3 separate regions of the Homo sapiens genome follow, and regions 2 and 3 are each linked to region 1. Evidence: chromatin loops called from intact Hi-C (ENCODE). Cell type or tissue: PC-3. All regions are shown on one strand.

The links. Peaks named below come from ENCODE experiments on the same cell type or tissue, not always from the same donor. Only the 100,000 strongest peaks of a DNase experiment are listed, where the experiment ranks them.
Region 2: it touches region 1 in a loop (9-fold over the local background); 3 of 110 quality-filtered maps call a loop at or near these places.
Region 3: a loop joins it to region 1, with 5 times the contacts of the local background. A loop is called at or near these places in 6 of 110 quality-filtered maps.

Annotation. Positions count from the first base shown.
Region 1 is chr2:58,567,675-58,575,674 of GRCh38, forward strand. The region is part of intron 1 of LINC01122 (long intergenic non-protein coding RNA 1122); the gene reads left to right. Among named protein-coding and RNA genes, the nearest start is that of LINC01122, 51 kb to the left of the region's middle. RefSeq lists an enhancer at 4,920-5,798. In PC-3, a CTCF peak has its summit at 3,753 (motif pointing right); DNase peaks (open chromatin) are centred at 2,367 and 3,747; H3K27ac peaks cover 257 bases.
Region 2 is chr2:57,716,818-57,724,817 of GRCh38, forward strand. LOC105374697 (a long non-coding RNA gene) reads left to right here and starts at 4,083. Exons shown (of 3, transcript XR_940111.3): 1 at 4,083-4,159; 2 at 6,039-6,135. In PC-3, CTCF peaks have their summits at 4,190 (motif pointing right) and 4,404; a DNase peak (open chromatin) is centred at 4,114; H3K4me3 peaks cover 987 bases.
Region 3 is chr2:58,631,889-58,639,888 of GRCh38, forward strand. All of the region lies in intron 1 of LINC01122 (long intergenic non-protein coding RNA 1122), which reads left to right. Among named protein-coding and RNA genes, the nearest start is that of LINC01122, 120 kb to the left of the region's middle. RefSeq lists an enhancer at 974-2,651. In PC-3, no CTCF peak of the experiment used is centred here; DNase peaks (open chromatin) are centred at 2,333 and 3,263; H3K4me3 peaks cover 582 bases; H3K27ac peaks cover 1,963 bases.

The sequences.
Region 1 (8,000 bases):
GGGTTCCTACAGAGTATAAAGTTATCTGTTTATTTACAGTTTTAATTACTATAAAGGAAATTGTTTCGTGGCTTCTGCCTTTATTTTTAGTTTCTTAAGGAATTATTAGATAAACATAGATTTCAATTTTACCAACTATCTTCTTTGATGGTCTGCTATTTGGCTAGCTTCTATCAGAAATCTATACTACCAATGGCCTTTGAAAGCAGTGAGTATATGAAATTAAATGCTGGAAATAATTATGGTTAAGCAGCAGTCTGAAAATACATGACACATACTCATTTGTATAATAGGATAATTTCATTTTGCGTTCACTTTGGTGTCATAAGAGTTAAACTTGGTTAAATAAATGGTTTGTGTTTTAGGCTTTTATTTATAACTGTATCTTATGTTTTATTTATAACTGTATCTTATGTTTACTTATTTAAAAATATAACATATAACTGTATAGGATTTGTTGAAGATAACTTAGGGTTAATTCATATTATGGCTAGTTTGTATCACATGGTTATTTAGGCAAACTACCTTTATCTCAGATCTTAGGAACTAAGTAAAATCTGACATATTTAATGTTGTGCTTCCATTATGAAATAGTATTTAGATAATTAAATTAAAAAGCAAATTTAAGTTCTTCATCAAGTCAATATTCTAGAGTTGGATCCAGTTGATCTAACTTCAGCTGTTGTCTTTAGACAGCGTGGCTGTCAGTGGTCATGGTCTTAAATGGAATAAAAAGCAATTCCTAATAAGTTGAAATAAGTCATTCCTTTGAACCTGTTATAAACAAATAACAAGACTTTCATCAGATACTTTTCATAAAAATGAGCAACTTTGTTCCAATACTCTTGGAAAATTCCAAAGGAAATATGCACTCCGTCAGATAGAATGTACATTATAGATGGCTTTGCCAACCTTACTGGTTCACAGATGGCAAAGTGTTAATAGAAACTATCATCTCAAGTCAAACTGTAAGGCCTAGTATTTAGTGTTTTAACTCAAGAAATATTTTCAGACTTACTCTGTTATTTATTTTTACTTTTTTCTTAGGGAAACTCAGGAATCATAGTAGTGTTCCTCTTTGCTTTTAATGTGAAGGGAATTTGAGCCCTAATTATGTTCACAGGACTCTCCCAAGATGATAGAGCTGGGCTAAGAACTGAGGAGTCTCAATTTCCAGCTTTGACCTCTGTGCAGCATCTAATATTGGCATGCAACCTCTGGTCATATATTTGTTCCATTAAAGCACTATGCTAACTGATGGGATTCAAAAGATAAGATGAAAAGTGAAATTGTGATAAGTGAACCCGTGGGACAACATGCTGCATTTGTTTTTGGCTTAAATTCTTGACTGTAGGGGAAGGGGCAAAGGGACTCTGATATTTCTAATGACTGCTTACACCTTCTTATCTTTTAAAAACTGTGCTCTCTGCAGTATGTAATAGAGTCTGTTTTTAAAAGACATCTTCTCTTGAGAGAAAACACAGATTCTTCCCAAATCCTCCAAAACCCTTCTCTCAGTGTTTGGTCACTGCTATTAAATAAAAATTTTGTGCAGTCTAAAGAACCGGGCAGATGTTAAAAACCCTTGTGGTCCCCACCAGCTGGGGGGTTCCTCTGTTTGTTATTTCCCGGCTGCTTGGCACGTTCCTGTGACATAAAACAAACCCCCATTATAAAGGATTATATGATGAGTCAACAAGCATGTGAAAGATAGCAACCAAATGGTGACTCCCAATTACATGAAAAATTACTATAATCACCCCTGCTGTAACACCCGTCTGTTGGCAAAGTGGTTGATCCCCTTGAAAAGCATTAAAAAAAGGCCTAGTGTATTAAATAAAAATCTCAGTTCTGTGTGTAATCATAAAAATTAACACTGTCACTTTAAAAAAAAACTAATTAGTGTCCTAAAGGGAAACCTACTAGGCTATGTAAAGTAGCTATTATGAAAATGTTTAGCCTTTTGAATGTATTTCAGACAGCGTTTGTGTTGCCAGATTTGTCAGCCAAAAATTCACTAAGCAGATTTGTCAGGGGCTGAGGCCATAATCTGTAAAACAGACATTGGCATAGAGATTAAAGATCAAGAGAATTATATAGGTTTTGTTACCATATGCCAAGATTTCTTTTTAAAAGTAAGTTTATTTTGTGTGGGCTGTAACCAGAAGCAAGCACTATCTTTGTTTGGTATTTAAAACAGTAGCATTTCCTGCCGAGGAAGGAACAAAACAGTTTCATTCACACACTTGGGGTGCGGTGGTGGTGGTGGTGGGGCGGGGCGGGGAGGGTGTGTGTGTGCAAGATGCTTCTGACATTTCTTCTGTAGTTTCTTTCCTCTCTTTCTACAGTGTAAGCCTCATGTATGAGTCATGGATGAAAAATCAACGACAGAAGAGCCCTTGGGTCCACAGTCACACTTTTCCCGGGGACTGTAGGAGCTGCCTGGGACACCCTCTCCTTTCAGAAGATGTGTCCCTAACTTGGAGGGTGCCCATATTACAGTCAGGCTTCCCATGTCTAGCCACAGATGACATATTCATGTCTATCAGGCTCCTCTTAAAGAATTTTATGCTTAGAAACATCAGTGACCCAAAACGGGCTGGGTGCAGAACTTCTTTGGCAGCTTGGCCACATGGCTCTGAGGAAGTCATGAAATCACTTTGAACAATGCATTCCTTAAATAAGAATGTGAATTAGGTGGTCTCTCAGGACCCTTGGCCTCTAAAGTTGTATGATTCTGTGAAGGTCAGACCTTGCATAAATTCCAGTACAACCCTCTCAGATGCAGCAAGAAAAAGTAGTTTATATTGCCATAATATATGCTGCAAAATTTAATAGAATGATGGACCGCTTCCTGAAAACAGTTGAGCAAAAGCGTTATGCTACAAAAAACTATATATGATGGTTTCCTTAGAACTGTGGTCAGTATTGGGGCAGATTTGGGTAATTACAACAGCCAAACATAGTAATGACATTCTGAGACATTTATACTTTTGAGATGACAGTGGATAAAACTCATTGTAATACTTCATAATTTTAGTAATATTTTAACACAGAAGCCTAGTCCACAGATATCCTGGGACACACACCTATGCACACACACAATTTATTTACCTAGATGGAAAGGAAGTCACATATAATTTGTATGGGAACTTTCAAAGGCGCTTACACTAAAGCTTTTCTAAGCCACTTTTAAATTATATCTTCATTACACAAATGGAATATTGCTCAAAGAACCGCTGACTGAGAGAAGTGGCAAGCAGTCTTCCCAGACTTTATTCAGTATTCACATCCAATCACATGGGTAAACATAAATACATCACAATGCTTATTCAAACACTCACAAGTTATCTATAGAAGACAAACTACCATATATTCTCCGAAACAGATTTTTCTTCCATTTCCCTTTTTCATTTTGCATCTAGTGTATTGACTGAAATTCATCTGGTTTTTTGTTTTTTCTTTTCTTGAAGCAAATTATAGGCCCCTCCTGGCTCCACCTATAATTTTTCACATTTTCTTGAGACAAACTACAACACATTGACACGAAGTTACTGGCAAACAGAAATTCTAGAAAGTATCCAAAAGGGGTTAGGAGTCTGACACTTGGCCTCCTGACCTGAGGGGAAAGTAGATTTCCGTCGAGGCTGCAGTCTTGGGACTTCCGCCTTGAGGAGCCAATCTTGGCCCTCATGTTCCGGATAGCAGGAAAGGAAGGGATATACCTGCGAGTGGTTTTTGTGCTAGTACAGACACTAGGGGGTGTCCAAGGACCAAATGTATTCCTCCTTCCCTTCAGCCTTGTCTTAGGTCCAGCTAACTTAAAAAGTGCAGGAGCTAAGGGAAAATCCATCCAATTAATTCCTGTCTTGTGCCGAAATAAATAATGTGGGGTCAGTTTCATCATCAGGCCCCGATTCCCTTGGATCTCTGGCAGCCTTTGTAATCTCAGGGTTCAGAGCTGGCACCATCCCGTATTTAAGCTACAGGTGATGAGAATGAGGTGCTCTGTTATCAAATGCTTTTTACTTCTGTGTGTGTCAGAATTTACTTGTTGTTGAAAAGAGGTCACCAATTTTCCTTTTCTTTAGTGTTTCAGTTTAGGTCTGTTCACACTAAACTATGAAGGGCGGGGGGGAATTGTAAGAAGGCAGATTTCTGCCTTCTCATTCTTGTGGGGTCCCATTTGCTTTTTATTGTGGATTATTTGTTAATTATTACTTATTAGAAAACATTGGCCCTTGCTACTGTAGACATCTTCAGGCCTTTGGGCATGGGTCTCTTTATGAATACCTATTACTTCTTAATTATGATGGTTTAATAAGATACGTCTTTCATTTTCATCTCCTATCTCTCTTCCCCTATGATTCTTCTCCTTTTGCTATTGGTCCCTGAGGGCATGTTACTGGCTCCTTTTTCTTTATTGCTCCCATCTTCCCTTTGCCCCTCCTGGTAAATTAAAAAAATAAATAGAATGCATTTTAAGGATGACAACAGTAATAATAAAGCCAGGAATTGCTTTCCAGCTAAATGCACTGATTGGAAGTCCTATTGAAAATAGCATAAACCTAATTGAAGTAGTCAACCCCTCCCATATAGGTCATGCTATGCTCTATTAAAATGAAGGTAAAACAAAGCTTGTGACATTTCTGCATTTCCCAGACTGACTTTTCCTAAGACATATCGATAGTATTGACAATAGTATTGCATTGTGCTCCCTAGTGACCCAGCCTGTCATCTTGTGGTCCTGGATAATTCTTTCTTAATGAAACCTTATTGTGTCCTTTACCTATAACAATCAACAGAAAAATAATTATGTTTCAACATATAGAAATAAAAAATTTGAAATAAATCAAAATTGTAGCAATTAACTAACCAGTAACACTGATCATTTGGATAATGTGGATGTTCAGTACCCGCCAATTGTGGCCTGTTAAAGATGCAAATACGTTTTCTAAATTTATGAAAATACACAAGTTGCTAAAGAAATGTCTGATGTGAAATTATCAGGAGAGTTGGGATTATATATAAGGAGTTATTATTTGATTTCATTTTGAATAATTTAAGTAGTCTGTCTTCAAGAGTCATTATTTGGTCCTAAGCTTTATTACTGAAGTTTCTTATATTCCATGGAACTGACTATCAGATTTGATGGCAAAGCACTAGCAGCTGGGAAACTGCTCTTTCTCTCCCCTCTCATTTCCCAAACAATGTTTGCACTGATTAATACTATGCAACAAGACATGACGCAGAGATTGTGTTGGCATTGTGTTCTGATGACCCCACACATTGTGTGCGCTCTGTGGTTCCTTTTGCTGTTCATAGTTATATGGGTTTATCAGAAATTACATGTCAGGCTCCCGATGAGTGTAATTGTATACTGATTGTGTATAGTTTTTTAAACCTCATTATTAGCCTTGTATGCAAACCAAATAAAAGGAAAGTTTAAAAAAGGAGAAAGAAAATAGCCTCCACTGGACGTCATGTCAGAGCCCAGGTGTTTGAGCCTGGATGCAGGGGGGAAACAAAATGTTCTCTCAGGGACATCTGCAGCAGCCATGTGCTTGAAAAAGGCCCTAATGAGTGGAGGGGGAAGGAAAGAAGTGGTTAGGGCATGGGGGGAGAGCTCCTGGCTTTGCTTTCTTCTAACTCTGTTCTCCTTGCATGCACGATTCATTTAATAACAAGGCAGGGAGGACACTGAGGGATGCAGTGTGTGTGTCCTCGTTCATTTTAACTTTCATTAATTGGTGCCCCCATGGCAATTTCTCTGAGTTCTGACCCTCTACTTAGAATCACTCTTTTTTTTTTTTTTTTTTTTTTTTTTTGAGACGGAGTTTCGCTCTGTCGCCCAGGCTGGAGTGCAGTGGCGCGATCTCGACTCACTGCAAGCTCCGCCTCCCGGGTTCACGCCATTCTCCTGCCTCAGCCTCCCGTGTAGCTGGAACTACAGGCGCGCGCCACCATGCCCGGCTAAATTTTTGTATTTTTTTAGTAGAGACGGGGTTTCACCGTGTTAGCCAGGATGGTCTCGATCTCCTGACCTCGTGATCCGCCCGTCTCGGCCTCCCAAAGTGCTGGGATTACAGGCGTGAGCCACCGCGCCCGGCCGAATCACTCTTTTAATGGAAAAACAAAAACAAAAACACCTCAACTATGCAGCTACAAACTCGGGGAAAATAGGCACAGGAAGAGTGATGAAATGAACAGTGCTTTCTTTCTCTTCCCAGGGCTCTGCCCTTCCACCCATTTACACCTGAGCAATTTATTGGACATTTCCAAGACAGTTATTATCCAGGATGTGCATACTTTGGACTCACAAGCAGGAAGCTCAGCAGGGAATGTTGAAGTATTACATACCAAGGACGAGGGACATTAGAATTAGACTCATCTCTAATGTGGAAAGTACTTAGTTCTCTTTTAAAAACCTTTAATCAGTATACAGTGGTTCAGTACACAGATGTTAGCACCAGTGTGAGGGCTCTCTAATTGTAATTTAAGTTATCCCTGCCTTAGGGCTCCCAATCAAATTATTAGACTGTTACAGTGAATCTGTGGCTCTTGGTTGCACCTTGCAAGGGGGTGTTTTCTGGAATGACGAGAAACAGTGGTTTCTCCTGGGAAGCAAATGTACCATTATGGACTTATTAGGTCCTTGATTAGATCCACAGCTGATAAGTGAGTAGATATTTCAAGAGAAAATATTGCAGTTTATTTCAATCTGCCTTACTCAGCCCATTGGGTTGTGGAAAAGAAAGTAAATGAAATAGAACTAAAGGAAACGTACGTGCAATTTTTTAAAAAAGTGGTTGTAAAATTTATTAATCAATCCTTATACATTGCTACTAGCTCTTTATGCATTAAAGGTTAATGCTTTTAAAATGTGTCTGTTTGTTTGGTGTTTCTTCTCAATCCCTAAACTTGCTTTCTATTGAAAATTTTCTGACTGGACTGCTAAGACTCAAAGAGTTAAATATTCAGAGCGACAATTAATTAATTAAACGGTCCTAGAAAGTAACCTCTCAAGTTTCCTTCCTGAAATTCATGTTGATCTGATTTGCTTTAATAAGTGACTTGCTATTGAACTAGTTTTATGTACTTTAATTTGAAGATAATTACAATACTATAATTCACATTTCAGATGCACATTAACTTTTCAAAAGATATCAAGCTAGATACCTCTACCTAGCATTGTGTTTATTTTTTAGTATAGTGTAACCTGAAGAATAATTATCTGGTTGTAGTAATATCTTTTAAGTTCTTTCTATTACTACGCATTTATTTGATTTTAATTGTAGAACCATTGGTCATATTGAGTTCATTTCCTGTTCATGTTGATTTCATGAATCTCTCCATTAGTATTCAATTGCACAGTAATTAGTCATTAGTTCACCGTGATGTCTTCAAGCATGTGTACACTTACATTCTCATTTTCCACTCAGTTTCTACAGTCATATTTGAATTTTCTATTTCTTAAGGAAACGAAGGCCATGATAAGGAAGACAAAAATGCTAGATGATGACTTGATTAAACATTTTGCCAAAAGGCCCCTAGTCGAGGCATGCAAAAGCTGGATACATTGAAAATGAAGTAAGTGGCAGCTGCCTAGCCATAATACTGAAGTCATTGAGATGTCAAAGCCTGGGATCTGAAGCATTTGTGATCAGAGGCCAGATAGAAGCTATTTAGTGAAACTTTAGCATGATGTTTGACCTCTGTGTACACCTGGCTAATTCTGATTAGAGCATCTTCAATTTCTGAAGAAAGGTGAAATTCCCAACTTGTTACTAAGCTCCAATAATGTATTAAATGTTACAATTTTAACTAACTGTTCGGCTTTACAGATCTATTTTTCTTTATAAGAGAAAGTGTTTTTCAAAAAAAATGTTGTCAATGGATTAATTAATTCCAAATTTGCTGTGTTTTTAGTTCACATTTTATCTGAGGTATTCGTTTAGCTCCCACGAAAAGTAAATATGTCATCTGTCATAGTCTGTCAC
Region 2 (8,000 bases), 850 kb before region 1:
ACCAGAAAAAATCTTTAGTTTAGTGGTGTGAATGCGGGAATAGGGACTTTTACCTGCCAAATATCAAGACGTATGATAAAGTTATAATTAAGGCAGTGTCGTTCTGGTCCAAAATATATAGTCATATGATAGAATAGAATAGTAAATACAAAAAGAAATTAATGTTTGTGAAAGAATCAGTGAGAAAGGGATGAAAATAGAAATTACTATTGTGACCAAAATGTTTATCCATTCCTAGTAAGTATTCAGTATTTACAGAATATGTTTATATTCTTTACATTAAATTCATGACTAGCCATGTTCCTTAATTCAATATTATTTTTGAATAGTTTGTAAGTTGATTATCTTTCAGTTTCCAAGTCAACAAAATTATTACTTACAGATGCTATGGTTATTTACTTTTATTTAAATATACTTAGTATTAATTTTGATATTATGTATTGATTAGAATTTTCTCTTTGTGATGCATAATGACAGTAATGAGAGATACCCTTCTGCCTTTTCTACTCAGTAGACATTGGCGGTTGCTTTTAAACACATATTCTTTTTTGGAATGTGGGTCCCCATCTCTAGCGCATTGAAAGTTGTTTTTTATTTTTTTTTTAATTTTTGAATCATGACTATATGTTACATTTATAAATGCCTTTAAATCATCTATCAGAAAGTTTTCACAGTCTTTTTCTTATGATCATGTAGTGTGATGAAAAAGGGTTATAGATTGCAATCTTAAATTTCTAGATTAAACCTTATTTGGTATAGTTTTCATTTTAAAAATCAGAATTTGATAATACTATGTTTAATATTTGTGCATCTATAGTCATAAGTAAAATTGGTCTACTTTTGGTATTATTCTTTTCAAGTATTTTTCTAAGTATTAAAAATTTATTTTTGTAAACCTGTCCCATGGCTATTACCTAGATGAATAGGTGTCTTAGTCCACTTGGTGTCATTCTAAAGGCATAACTGAGGCTGGTCAACTGATAAAAGAGGTTTATTGGCTTATGGTTCTGTAGACTGTATAAAAAGTATGGTGCCAGCGTCTGCTCAGCTTCTGGTGAGGGTCTAAGTCTACTTCCACTATATTGGAAGAAGAAACTAGTGCCTACAGAAACCACAGAGCAAGAGAGAAAGTGGCAGGGGAAGTGCCAGGTTCTTTTTAACCAGCTCTCACAGGAACTAATAGAGTGAGAAGTCACTCACCCCCGAGGGAAGGCATTAATCTATGCTGGAGGGTTCCACCACCATCACCCAAACACCTTACATTAGGTCCAGCCTCCAAAACGGGATCAAATTTCAACATGAGGTTTGGAGGGATCAAACATCCAAGCTACAGCAGTAGGTAAACAAATAGGACAAACTACATTACCCAAATCCACTTGACTAGGAGGAATTCAGCTGTTAGACCTAATGAATGCAATGAATAGATGAAAATTTTAGCCTTCTATACACAGGTTAAAACAACTTTCAGAAATACAGTTGTTTCCATATCACATCAAACCAATTTATGTATTTGTAAATTAAAACTTTAAGTTATTCGGTTTATCACCTATATGCATAACACATAAATACAAGGAAAAACTAGATTGATTTTTCTTTTTCATTAATTACATTACTGACAGAATGTTTGAGCTTCAAGAAAAAACTCTAATCAGAACAAATTTTGGTAAAAACTGGCACTATATAAGAGCAAAATTTCTGTGTAATAGGAAAAGACAGACATATAGATCAATGGAATAGTATAGAAAGCCCAGAAATAAACTCTTGCATATATAACCAAATGACTTTGACAAGAATGCTAGATATTCAATCAGAAAAGTATAGTTGTTTTTGACAAATGATGTTAAGAAAACTGGATATTCACATGCAAAAGAATGAGGTTGGACCCGTACCTTACTCCATATACAAAATTAATTCAAAATGGATTAAAGACATGTAAAGAGATGTAACAGTTAAAACTATAAAACTGTTAAAAGAAAACATAAGATAAAAACTTCATGACACTGGATTTGGCAAAGATCTTGGATATGATACCAAAAGGCAGCAAAAGCAAACAGAGATAAATTGCACTTCATCAAAATCTAAAAATTCTGCACATCTAACAACATCTATCTTTCTATAGCTACTATCAACAGAGTATAAAAGGCAACATATGGAATAAAATATTTGCAAATCATATTCTAATAAGGGTTCAATATCCAGAATATATGAACAACTCATAGAACTCAACAACAACCCAATTTAAAAACAGTTAAAGGACTTGAATAGACTTTTCTCACAAGAAGATATATAGTTGGCCACTAAGAACATAAAAAGATGTTTAATATCACTAACCATTAGGGAAATGTACATCAAAAGCACAGTAAGCTATCCCTTCACATTCATTAAGATGACTATTTTTTTAAAAAATTAGAAAATAATAAGTGGCAAGGATGTGGAGAAATTACTGCCCTTAAGCATTGCTTGTGGGAGTATGAAATGCTGTAACTACCACAGAAAACAGTATGGCAGTTCTATGTTTAAAAAACTAAGCATGGAATTACCATATGATCCAGCTATTTCATTTCTGGGTATGTACGCAAAAGAACTAAAATCAGGGAAGCAAACAGATATTTGTGCATCAGTGTTCACAGCAACACTATTCATCATACTGAAAATCTGGAAACATCCCAACATCCATGGATCAGTGAATAAATAAATGTGTTATATAGATACAATGGAGTATTATACACCCTTAAAAAGAATGACATTCTGACACATGCTATAAGGATGAGCCTTGAAGACATTATGCTAAATGAAATAATCCAGACACAAAAAGACAAATATTGTATGGTTCCACTTATATAAGGTACCTAAAGTAGTCAAATTCATAGAAACAGACAATACAACGGTAGTTGCCAGGGCTGGAGGGAGAGGAGAATGGGTGTTATTTTTTAATGGGTACAGAGTTTCAGCTTGGAAAGATGAAAGATTTTTGGACATGGATGTTGGTGATTCTTGCACAACAATGTCAATGTGTGTAATGCCTCTAAACTTTACACTTAAAAATTGCTAAAATTGTAAATTTTAAGTTATGTATATTTTACCACAATTTAAAAATACTAAAGTGCTTGAGGTCAAGGTTTATGTCTTTTTCTCCATATGTCAAAAGTTGGCCACACATTGGAGCCTCCAGAGTCAGATGCACCACATTTAAAACCCAGTTTTTTCACTTACCGGCTATTTGACTATTACTAACCTTTAAAGATTATTATTTGCATATCTATGAAGTGACAGTTAGAATAATACCTACCTGTGACTTGACATGAAGAATAAATGTGTAATGCTTAAAAATGTTTAGTATAATGCTGACAAATTGTAGTCACTAAAGAATTAACCACTATTACTCCTGTCTTAGAAAATCTGACACAGTGCTCACTTCTGAGGCCACCTGCATTTCTGGACACGGTCTTGGCCTTGATTCTCTGTCTATAAAGTGGGAACTATGTAGTTTGCATCGCAGAGCTGCTATGATGAGATTATGTGAAAGTGCTTATAAATTACAGGACTATATAGAAATAAGCTATCTCACAGCAGAGAATAACAAAATACATTAGAAACTAAAGCAAAAAAATGGGAAGGAAGGAAGGAAGGAAGGAAGGAAGAAGGAAGGAAGGAAGGAAGGAAGGAAAGAAAGAAAGAAAGAAAGAAAGAAAGAAAGAAAGAAAGAAAGAAAGAAAGAAAGAAAGAAAGGAAAGAAACTACTTGCCACGAGAACAATTTTCAATGCTGACTTTACATGTAAAAACACTTCAAAAGAAGATATTCAGAAACCTCCAAAACTAGAATTACAATATCCAGGTTTCTCAGATATAAAAAGATTGATTACACACAAAAAAAGAATATTTTATGGTGGCATTCGAACACATGAAAAATAACCCAAATACCTATCATTCTAGAACCATTGCTCATACCACACTTTATGACTAAAGAAAAACTACCCTCCGCATAGGCTCTGGTCTCATCGCATACTCAGTCTCAATGGGATTTCCTTAAGAGTCAAAACCCCGACAATTGCATGAAGCCGGAAGCTCAGCAATCTTCTGAGGGCATCTATCTTGTTTTCTAAGAAGCATTTTGGAGGTTTTTCTTTACCTGGAGAAAGCACTGGCTAGAGCTATCTGTAAGTGCACTTCTTCTCTTGAACAGCAGAGGGTACTCCAACTCCGCGAGAGACAGACCATCTCAGCCCCTCAGTCCGCTGTGTCTTCCTGGCCTCGTCAAGACATGAACCCCAGACCAAAACAGTTCCGTTTCCACAAAATATTCCACTGAAAACCTATTACTATTCCGTGGGAATTATCGGCACATTCCAAAGGAGTAAATGGAGCCGTGGCAAAGGGAAAGGGTGGAGTCCCACCACACTGCAGGCTGCCTTAGGCCTGACCAGTTCCTCTCATACCTCTTACATTCTAAAGAGAGTTAAAAAATGTCTGTGGCAGAAATTGTGAAGGATTAACGAATACCTCCCATAGCCCCTAACTCCAAAGCAGAGTTACTGAGGAATATTAAGTTACAGCCACACAGCGTCAAACTGGCACCTGGCTGAGCTGTCCCACCATCTTAATAAAAGTCCCACAAGCAGAGGGAATAGGATGGGAAGACTCTTACCTAGCACGCTGTCAGGAAAAGTTTAGGAAACACAAAACAAAGCAGTGACTCTACCAGCCTGACCAAAATAAAGTCATCTTACTTTAAATGTGAATGTGCCTAGAAATTTCTGAGGCTAATTCATATTGTGCAAATGATGCTGCCTTCTAACGTGACACTGAAAGAATTGCAAAACATTCTCTAAATATAACAAACAGAAAAAACTTTCATGCCTTCTGCTCTTTTCTTCCTGATGCCATTATTCAGGTAGTTATTCAAATGGCCCTAATTTAATTAAGGGAAAAGCAGATAAAACTTTTTCTTTTTTTCTTTAATACAACATTCCCTTCACTCCATTCGTATGGCTTAGGAGTTCGGGTAATTCTCTGTAAGGTCATCCAAGGAAGACTTCTTTTCCTTTTTTCTATTCTCCCTGGCTGCTCCCTTTCCCTATCCCATTTTTGTCATCTTATCCCCTTCAGCCAACACAATATGCATTCTTTCCAGATCAGCCAAGCATTACAAGCAAATAACCACTCGCTGGGTGCGGTGGCTCACGCCTGTAATCCCAGCACTTTGGGAGGCCGAGGCAGGTGGATCAACTGAGGTCAGGTGTTCGAGACCAGCCTGGCCAACATGGTGAAACCCTGTCTCTACTAAAAATACAAAAAATTAGCCAGGAGTGGTGGCAGACGCCTGTAGTCCCAGCTACTTGGGAGGCTGAGGCAGGAGAACCGCTTGAACCTGGGAGGCAGAAGTTGCAGTGAGCCAAGATTGACCCATTGTACTCCAGCCTGGATGACAAGAGTGAAACTCCATCTAAAAAAAAAAAAAGATAACCATTCAAATATGAATCTATATTAACTAATATATCATGAAGTCACCTTGCCTTTGTGGTTTTGGCAAAATTCTGGTGAAATTTCTAATGAAGGAAACTCATTGTAATATCCTTCAGGCAATTTAACAAGCTTCAGAAAATGGGGCATATATAGAATATACAATAGATTCTTAGGTCATTCTAGGCACTGTACCTTAGGTGCCTTGGTAGTAGTTACTAGGCCCTTTTATGGGCTTTATGAAGATAGAGAATCAGGTTCAAATTCTGTCTCTGGTGGTTGTTTTAACCTGTGTGACCTGAAGTACTTAACCTCTTTGATCTTCCATATTCCCAGATATAAAAATAAAGAGAAGGACAATCTAGGGCTATTAAAAGGATTCACATTTCATAATCATGTTTCAACCACAAACCTGGGTGCTCAGTAAACATGACATTTTCTCTTTGATTAAAAGAATGAATTAAATGCTACACCAATTTTGTAAAACTCAAATTGACAAATGTTAGTTTCATCCAAAGCATTTGCATGTTTCTGGCCTAGAAGTTCAAATTCTTCATTTTACTCTCTCCATTTCAGGGCATACAATGTAAAGAAGCTTCACGAAAAATAAAAGAAAAGTGAAAATATATTTAGCTACAAATGATTGTCCTCTTCCCTGAAAATTACAGAAGAGGTATCTTCTATTAATGGCAGTGAACGAGAAAATGTTCTGCTGCCTCTGAAAATGAACAGGCATAAAGAAGACTGACAAAGAGCCACCTGACATTGCCAGACTTGTGGAGAAGGCTTCAGTGCAGTGCTCTCAGCATTTCTAAATAAAACTGCACATCTAGGTTTCTTTCCAAATAGTATATTGATTACTTGCAGTCAAATTGTGGTCTTTCAAACAGCATGTTCCTTTATCATCATGGAACCAGCAGTTTCAGATTCCGTAATTGAGAGCTACATAGTTTATAGGAATTGGTATTCAGAATAAGACTTTTTAGTTTGAAGCTGAATAATGATAGATGTATGTGGAGATCAGTCGCTTGCTGGGAAAAAATCGTGCAGTTCATGTTTTCATATTTTTGCCAGGAGAAATAGCACCTTATGCATTTTTTCCAGAAACAAAAATATTTCCATCCACCATACCAGTTTAGAAGACTGAATTCTAGAAATTTCTTGGTGGTAGTTTCTCTTTTTGGGGAGAGGGCTACTCTAAACTAAAGAAACCCCCTAAATTCACCTCCTAATATGGCAAAATTATTTGTTCCATATTATATATACCATATATTTTGTCTTTAATGCTCAATTCATGAATTGTGAAAAATGACAGAGAGAATGTATCATCTAGCTATTCCATGATGGATCATGATATACTTGTACCCTCCTAAATGAAAACAAATGCATACTTTTCAGTCATTTACTTTTTTTTTTTTAAGTAGAGGTCATTAATGATCTTCCTTAATTTTATTTCATCCATATAATCATATAATTTGAGAAATATCATTAATGATATATCTGTCCCTTCTTTTGAATGTGCATATATATATTATATATATTTCAAGCTAATTCAAATATAAATATTAAAATTATTCTTTAAATTTTTATGAAATATTTTAGATATATTTTTAAAATAATGAACTCCGTAATTGATTATGGCACAAACATCCCTTACCCTGCCCTTCCCTTTTTGGTGGGGAGAGAGAGTCTCAAATGTAGTGATTTAATCAAAAATAGACTTTTTAATTCACATCTCATTAAATATGAGTTTAAAAGAAAAGACTAAAGTGTTTTATGTAAAGTTCTGTGATTTGTAAAACCTAAGAGATTGCTCCCGTAGCAGTTCCCTGAGCAAAATAAAATCAGTCCATTTCAGAAGACATAAATTGCTTACCTGTAGACTAAAAGAAATCTAAAGGAAATGTCCTACTCTCCTAATTAGAAATATTTGTAGAGAAAGTATACTGTTTATGACACTGGAAATAGTTTCGTCTGCTGGTTCTAAGTGTGTGTGCTATTCTAAAAGGCACTATTCCCACAATTAATTACAGTATCATATGATTATAATTTTAGATGTAGCTCCATGATGTATTTTGAGATGTCACTAATCCACCTTGATCCCCCTCTTCTCTCAAGCTCTGCAATGTAATGTCATGTAGCTAGGCATTCCAAGCAGTTTTCTAGTCATTTCATATATTTTAGTTTACAGTTTACGAAGACTGCATATTATTCGTGGGCACAGACTCACAAAAGTTTGCTTCTTATATATCCCTATAGTTTTAAAAAAATTAACAGGTATAGAATAGGACCTCCAAAATCGTTTTTTGTTCAAAATAAATTATTTTAGGAAATTTTATTGCATACTAACAATACTTTTTAAAATCACAGTGATTTTGTTATGGTATCAGTAATATCAAGAAATTGTGAAAAGTTATTTGCAAACTATAGTCCTTCAATCCAAATTATTTTGTCACTTTACAGCACACACATTTCTTGGTGAAATTTGCAGGCTTCAGTATATATGTCAAGTAATGACTAGATCTGGAATAGTTGTGT
Region 3 (8,000 bases), 64 kb after region 1:
ACTCAATGGGAGTTTCTTAGCAGGCGGATTTTTTAGGTAATATAAGATGTCCAAGAAATAGCCATTCCTAATCAATGTAGTCACAGGGAAATAATAGTAGTAAGAGAAACCCATCACTAAAGTGATATTATGCGCCATCCAAACTCCTGTTGAGGAAAAGATTTTATGGATTGAGAAAATTCTAACCTCTTCCAGATAAATGGAAGCAGGCATGATTTTAGAGTGATAGCAGATGTTGCCATTGTTTGTAAATATCCCTGTGCTTGTGAAATATTGAGACATTTCAAGCCTAGATCTTAGAGGAAATTTTATTGGTTTTTCTCAGATATACTTGGGGGAGTTTCATCAGTTAGTTGAAGTTGTGTAATTGATTGTGCTGATATCAGAATTGAAATAAGATATTAAAACAAGGTAAGCTTAAAATTCTTGTCACTGACATTCTTACAGATGATTTTGAAGTATCTCTGAGGTTCTGTTTTACATGGAAACACTATGGTTTATTCAGATTGCCCAAATTTGGTTAGTTCATTGGTTTAATAAACATTGAAGGTGCCGATACTTTCATGAAACATTCTGTAGCATCTGCATACACCATTAAATAGGAGATGACATTCCTTGGATGTCGATTTAATAATTTAATATTGTTTATAAATAATGTTATTCTAAGAGTAGTACAATATCCATTTGCTACACATAGGCATTTTGACCGTAACACTTTTTTCAAAAGTGATGTAAATGTATTAGCTTTCCACTATTAAACAGCCTGCCAGTATTTCTGAGCTATTATAATCACTTAAATAAGGAAGCCAATGAATGAAAATGATTACCTAAGAGAACAAAGATCTTATTTATTTATTAGAACTAAGCTCCTATGAGATGGCAGAAGCTCCTCTCATGAAAACAAATTGCATCAGTAATCCATTAACAGAGTTTTTTGTTTTTTGTTACTGTTTTTTTCCTAAGACTTCTCAATGCATTGAAAACATCATTCGATTTTAGACTACTGGGAGTTGCTAAATACACTTATTACTATGGGATTATTTTGCAAAAAAAAAAATGAATAAAAAGGGGAATTTTTAAGGTGACCAAATATCAGATAGATTTATCTAGAGTTTTATATATAGGTATTTCTGTGTATTTGTGACCTGTATGTCTCCATGGATGCAACTTGTGCATACAGACACACACATATGCACATTCACACACACACACACCTGAGATTGATTAAAGTTAAAAGTGCAGTCATGTGCTTCTATTTTTCACCTTAATGAGCACTCAGAAGTAAGTGAAAAATTAAAAGGTGGTTGGTTATATTTAGCTGTAGCTGTACACTCAATATATGTTGCACACAGTAGGAAATGAACATAAAATCAGTGAAAAAGCCTCAACATTGCAGCTATATGCATTAATTAAAAGAAGTTTGTTAAACTAAATTTGAAAAAAAACTTCTTTAATTGTGTTTACCCAAAAGGCTTTTCTTCCTAATTTAAATAGCATAAACATCTGGACTAAAGCAATATTAGAATCATGGCAGTAGTCAAGCAAATCTTGTGGAAAATAATGAAATTAGATCCCTGGTGTTGTGACAGAGTAAGGGCAGGATACATCAGTTCGATGTTAATAAAATTTCCATGAATGACTGAATACAATTAAGAAATTGTCAGTTGCGGCAATGAACTTTTGTAGCTCATAGATGTTTGCATCATTTGATTATGCTGGCAATTTAAAATTGTTTGTTAGTGTCTGTGTTGGGATATTAATTATGACCTTTATTACAGCCCACAATTAAACTAGTCATATAGCAACAAGCAAACTGTGTTGTGATACTGAAGGATCTGAACTATTTACAAAGAGGTCTGTTGGGTTTGGAGCCACCAGTGCCCTTTCAAACTGGAAATGATTTTAAAAGATGCAGTAGTTGAGAAACCACAACAACTGGGATGAGTAAGCCCTTTAATACAAGGAGTTCTTTTTAATAGTGTTTTAACAGTTTTAATTGCTAACAACATCTGTAAAACTGGAAAAAAAGCATTTTTAACTGTGACTCTAAGATAAGCTTTCCCTGTTCAGGAAGAGAAAACAATTATTCATTGGTTAATTAGCTGTAAACAACTTTTAAAAGATACATTCATTATATATGTAATTATTTGAAAAAAGGCTTCAATGTTATTTGTACTAATGCATAATTATTAGTGCTTGCTAAAAGGATTAACAGGACTTAGATGACCACTATTATTGCGGAGTAGCACAGTGAAGAGATGAGATTAGCATCAGGAAGGAATGTGTTATGATGAATCAGATAGGAATTTTTTGTTTTTGCTTTGTTTTTTCTTGTTTGCACACGGTAGTAGAGGTCACGTGGAGTCACATTATATTTTCAGAAACAATGTGTTTCAACCTCAAGTAATAGTACTTTTCATCTTTGTTTTTATGACACATAAAATATCTCACTAGACAAGTTTTTCTCTCCTAGAGTTATATTGTTGCTATGATTTATTATCTGTTCATTTATTTGTTTATTTACTTATATTTACCTTTGAGAGCTTTAAAAAAATCAACACTAAGTTATATTTTAAACTTGTGGTTATTAAAAACAAACTAGTTACCAGTAAAACCATGAGCTAGTTAGTCTCACTTGTGCTTATTGCAGCCACTGTATTATATTTATTAGATCATGTACCATGTTCCCTATAGCATGTTTGCTGTTTCACAACTATTGGTAGAAATTAAGTACAATAAAAATAGTTTGGTCTGATGTTTGAATTTCAGTAGATGAAGTTCAGTGTTGACCTGCTTCTAGTGTTCAGTGATTTGGTTGAAACAGAATAACTTGGATATTTTGAAGTAGTTTGGGTATTAGCTTTTCTCCTCCCTGCCCTCTATGTTTTGTTTAGCTTCCTCTTCCCATTACATTTAATTGGCTACCTGATACCATTATTACAGACTCAAAGTTGTGCATTTCATGCTGCAGTGATGTTGATAAAGATATTGCATAGCCTGGGGCAAACCCAGGGCTTTTGTACTTTTTACTACTGTATATTATAATTAACTCATCTTAGGTGGGCCAAAGGTTTGTCATGGGCTTTCTTACCACAACAGCCTGGATTTGATTCCACTCGAGAGCCCCACCACCCCCACCCCAACCCGCCAGTCTTTTTTTTTTTTTTTTTTTTAAGAAAGAAATGAAGTTCTGGAGCTTTGGTTTCAGCATTTGCAAACCTGTTTCCCAGGGTGCCAGTTAAAATCCCAGTGGTGGTGACTCATCTCCTTTATTTCTCCTTAAGGCCACTGTGAGATGAGACCTCGCCTGGAGCACTGTGCAGACAGAAAAACTATTGCATATTCCCAATAAGATAGGCTTTCCTCCGAAGTCCTTGATCAAGTTTTCTACTCTAAACTGAGAATGTTAGTGTCTTTGTGAGTCACTCCAGCCTCTATTACAGAGCAATAATATTTTGAGTTTGAAAATTTTTGTAGCATTTGGTATGAGCTTGCCATCTCTAAGCATTGCAGTTTTTGTCTTGAGTGACAGTGATGAGGGGGCAAGCCTGCTTGGGCTATCACGTTGGCTCAAGTAGCTAAGCTAAACTCTCTCATGCCTTGAGAGACCTTAAATGTGACATTATTCCAGTGTCTATTGAACTTTGAGTGTACTTGAGCACTAGTCAATCTGCTGAATTATCGGATACCTCCCCTCAATTTCTCCCCCATCTTTATCATGTGTCCTAAATATTTGAAGGAGGCGAAGGTGTCAGGAAAATTTACCTATAAAATCCATTCATTTATTAAATATTAAAATTCCAAATTCAAACACAGCCATGGCCTTTAGCATACAGGGAGTTCTAAATGAATGCTGTAGCACTGTTATTTTTGTTAGTTGACAGGGAAATTATTACATTTTTAAGGATTTGTGAATTTAAGCATAGATGATTACTTTGAACGTTGGGGTTTTGCAAATGGGAAGCCTTGTTGCTCAATTTACTAATTTATTTTGTGATCTGTGACTAAACTGAGTAAAAATGCAAATAGTACAAGGCCCTTTCCATTTTATCACCAGATCAGTTTACTGATGGGAGGATCAGAGTCACTAAACACTCCGACACTCTTGTGATTCCTAAGTAGTTGGGCATTAAAAGCCGCTAGTGAAGACTAGGAAGATTGTGGTGGTTCACACAGGGAGGTTTAAATGAAATCTAGTTATTTATTTTAGGTTTAAAATGAAGAGTCTCCAGCTCAGGTTTATTGGCCATTGTGACAGTACAAACAGGTCTCTTCCCCATCACATGCAACAGTAAACTGCATTGCTGGGAGGTGGCAAACTCATGCAAAAAGGAAAGCACTTGACAAGGGCTGAGTGAATAATGCTGCGAGCTTAAAAAGACCCTGTTAAATGCCTTTGTATGTTATTTGTATACAATTTCTGATTCTTAAAAACTGAAAATTATATTTTTGATTCTTTTTCTTCTCGCATTTTTATAGTGATCAAATAAGTTTCCTTTAACATTATAATATTAAAAATAATTCAAGAGAATGTATTTTTTCATATTATATATTAAAATGAAGTTAGGTCATCAAGGGAACACTAACGAGGGACGCTATTGTGGTACAGTGCATTGCTATATATGTTTAGAAACATTAGGGGTCAATTGAAATCCTGATATGATTTAATCAGCATTTAACATGTGATTTATTCTGAAAATCCAGTAGAGAAACTATGAAATTCCTCTACATAGTAGCCATTCATAGACTGAAATGCCTTTTAGTAGAAAGAATGGAAAACGTGTTCCCAAATGGGAAACATAATCCCAAAAGCGATCCACAACCCATATTCAACATCTCAACAATATGAGATGTTGATATGAAATGTAAAATGAAATGATCTGATATGGCATATAAGTTGATTTGTTTAGCATTGTCTCTTTCAAAAGTCTCTTCTTTTTTGTATTATACTTTAAGTTCAAATGTCTCTTCTTTAGAAATTATTGAATCAGACTAAGTGATGTAGCTCATTTGTGCAATAGGTCAGGGACTGGGTTGCAGGAAGCACACACATGTAGTCTACAATTCACTACCCAAAATCCCTGAGACGGAGACGTGTTTAGAAATTTTCTTTTAGAAAGGTACTATGGTGCATATACCGCAGATTATGCAATATCTCCAGCTGGGTCTGGGGCAGCACCCTATAATCAAACACATTCATGTTTCTGCATCGCAGTGTATGAATATTCACATTGAGTGGGATAAATAAAGATTCTAAATAATCTTCTTGAAATTAGTTCAGGTCTGGTTTTGCTGCCACATGAGTTATGAAAAGCCTTTCATAGCTTTTTGTTTTCACAGTTGCAGATGGGAGATTGTGGACCAGTGTTTCTATACTCAAGAGACCCCTCCAGTTACCTTTGGTGTCATAGGTTTTCATTTTTATATCAGTCAGGTCATAATATGTTGCTTTAATCAAACAAGCGAGTAGGGACAAATATGGCAAGAAACTTATGGTTAGACCTATTTGTTTAAGTCAACAAATATTTATTGATTAACAAATATGAGCCAGGCACAGTGCTGGGCACTTAGGGGGATATAGAAGAAGTGGAATCATGGTCTCTGCCCTGGTAGAATTTATAATGAAATTAGACACATGAAACTTTCTCTGTCTCTATTCCTCTCATACACACATACACACACACACACACACACACACACACACCCCTGCAGAATAATACCGAACATATATGAGCAAATGCCAAATTGAGTGTTCCAAAGAATACATGCTTTAAGTCAGCAATGGAAAATATGTTTCAAATCACCTGCCAAATCTTATCGATTGGCAGTGGCTGCTTCTGGCGCTAATATCGATGTTTCTAGCTAAGCCTGAGGTTAGCTGCAAGAGTCTCCTTATTGATTATCAATGTATGGCTTGGTGGCAGGAGAGTGGAATGATAACACGCCTAATATTTGCATCTCTTCAGATCTAGGTAGTCAAAGTCTAGGAAGGATTTCTTTTTGAAGACGGATAATAACTGCTGGTGAAATTTATTATTATTCTTTAATTATTCTTTGTCCATTAAAAAAAAACCCTTGGGAGTTAGTTATTTTCAAAAGTTTAAGAGCATATTCATGGAATTACCACCTGTGTTTAGAATTTTAAGATCCTTTAAATAATTATAGCATCTTTTTGGGGTGCACAATTCTGAGGCTGTAATTTTACGTATGGGACAATAAAATTTAATGTAACAAACTAGATTATAATCATATGGATTAGTAGTTGAGAATCTCTTCAGCTTAACTTTTTTGTTTATTCATTTTGTTGTGTTTTATATGTTATGTCTTATACAATATGAGTTATAAAATGTAGCTATGCTAATTAGATGTGAACCTCTCTTCCAAGAAACAATAATCCACTTTAGGGTTGTTACCCTAAGCCTTATCTTCTTTCGTTTCCTTTCATTATTTCAGGAGCCCTGTTTGCACTTGGTGCGTTGTAATAAGAAGTCTTTATGATCTTGTTGCTTACATTCTTTGGCTCCTCAGTCCACCTTCTGAAATGTTTAATTATGATGAATGTGGGATGTTGGAAAACGCCTCACTCCCATGTGATTATTATGAAATATATGTACTGTATATATAAATGGGGCAAAAATTCATTAATAGCAAAGATGTAACACTCCATGTAGCTTTCCTCTCTCACCTCAAGCATTCTCATATGACCTAATCACAGAAAAATGTGTCAGATTTTTCCTTTACTCTGGAGTTTGACCTCCTCCCATAAGAATTGGGTTTTGACATAAGCTTTCTCCAGTTCCTACTGTAATATCTTGAAATCTTATTTGAGAGATTTTTTCCTTGAAACTGTATTCTCAGATTTGAAAGGAAAACATTCTTTTAGTCTTGTAAATTTTTACATATTTCCCAGGTTCATGGTAAATTCTGTGGTGATGTAATTTTATATCATTAACAAATACTGAGCTGAATATTTTTAAATGAATTCTGAAAAGTTCAAAGTTCCCTGCTGCTTGTGTGAAAGGTTGAGCCATCACGTTTAAAATAAGAAAAAATGGAATAATAGGGGAGCCACAGGCATCTTTTATTTCTCTATCTTGGGGAAGCAGCAGCAGGGATCAAACAGTTTAACTATGACAGTGCCCTCCTAACCTGCCGTGTACCTCCTTGGGCATGAGAATGGACAATCCAAGGGACCCGAAAATGTGCTCATCCAGACACTTTGAACATCAAACTGGGCAATCATATTTATACTCAGGGGAAGCTAATTCATGGCTGGCCACAGAATGGCATTCAGGCAACCAAATGAAATGGATTATAAAATTTGATTGATATAACAAATGAAAGTTAAACTGTCCCCTAGTGCATTTAATTCTGAACTGGGAAACAGTGATCAGGTAGTGTAGAATTATAATTTATTTTTGCTAAAAAATAGAATATTGACTCCTACACAAGAGTTTTAGAATAGAAAAATCATCAATTTTAACCAGATATCAGCTAACAAATAGGCTTTATAATCAATGCAATACACATTTATGCTAAAGATATTAAGTATTAATGTATAATATTTTAAAATTCGTCTTAATTGGTGAGGATGGTAGATATGGATAAAGGCAATAATATATAATTATGTTACTTGTTCTAAAAAAAATAAAAATAAAATGCATTTTAAACTCAGCTTTGAATTTATTTGAAACTCATTCAAAAATTATATGGGATAATTATAAGCATGTGCAGATACAAGGAAATACCACTTCTATAAGGTAAACACAAGGACTATAATGGACAGAATAGTATAAAGAATACATCACGTAAAACAAAAAGATGAATGTAAGTATATAACTTGGTTTAAGGTATGTTTGTTTCCCCCCTAGATTCATATAGAATCTAAAAACAGGCTCATGAATCTCAAATGATATAATTTGACTGAACAGTACAATCTGTTAATGCATTGCATGTTAATATATTTTCCTTATATTGAGGTGTGTGTGGTTTTATCAAGT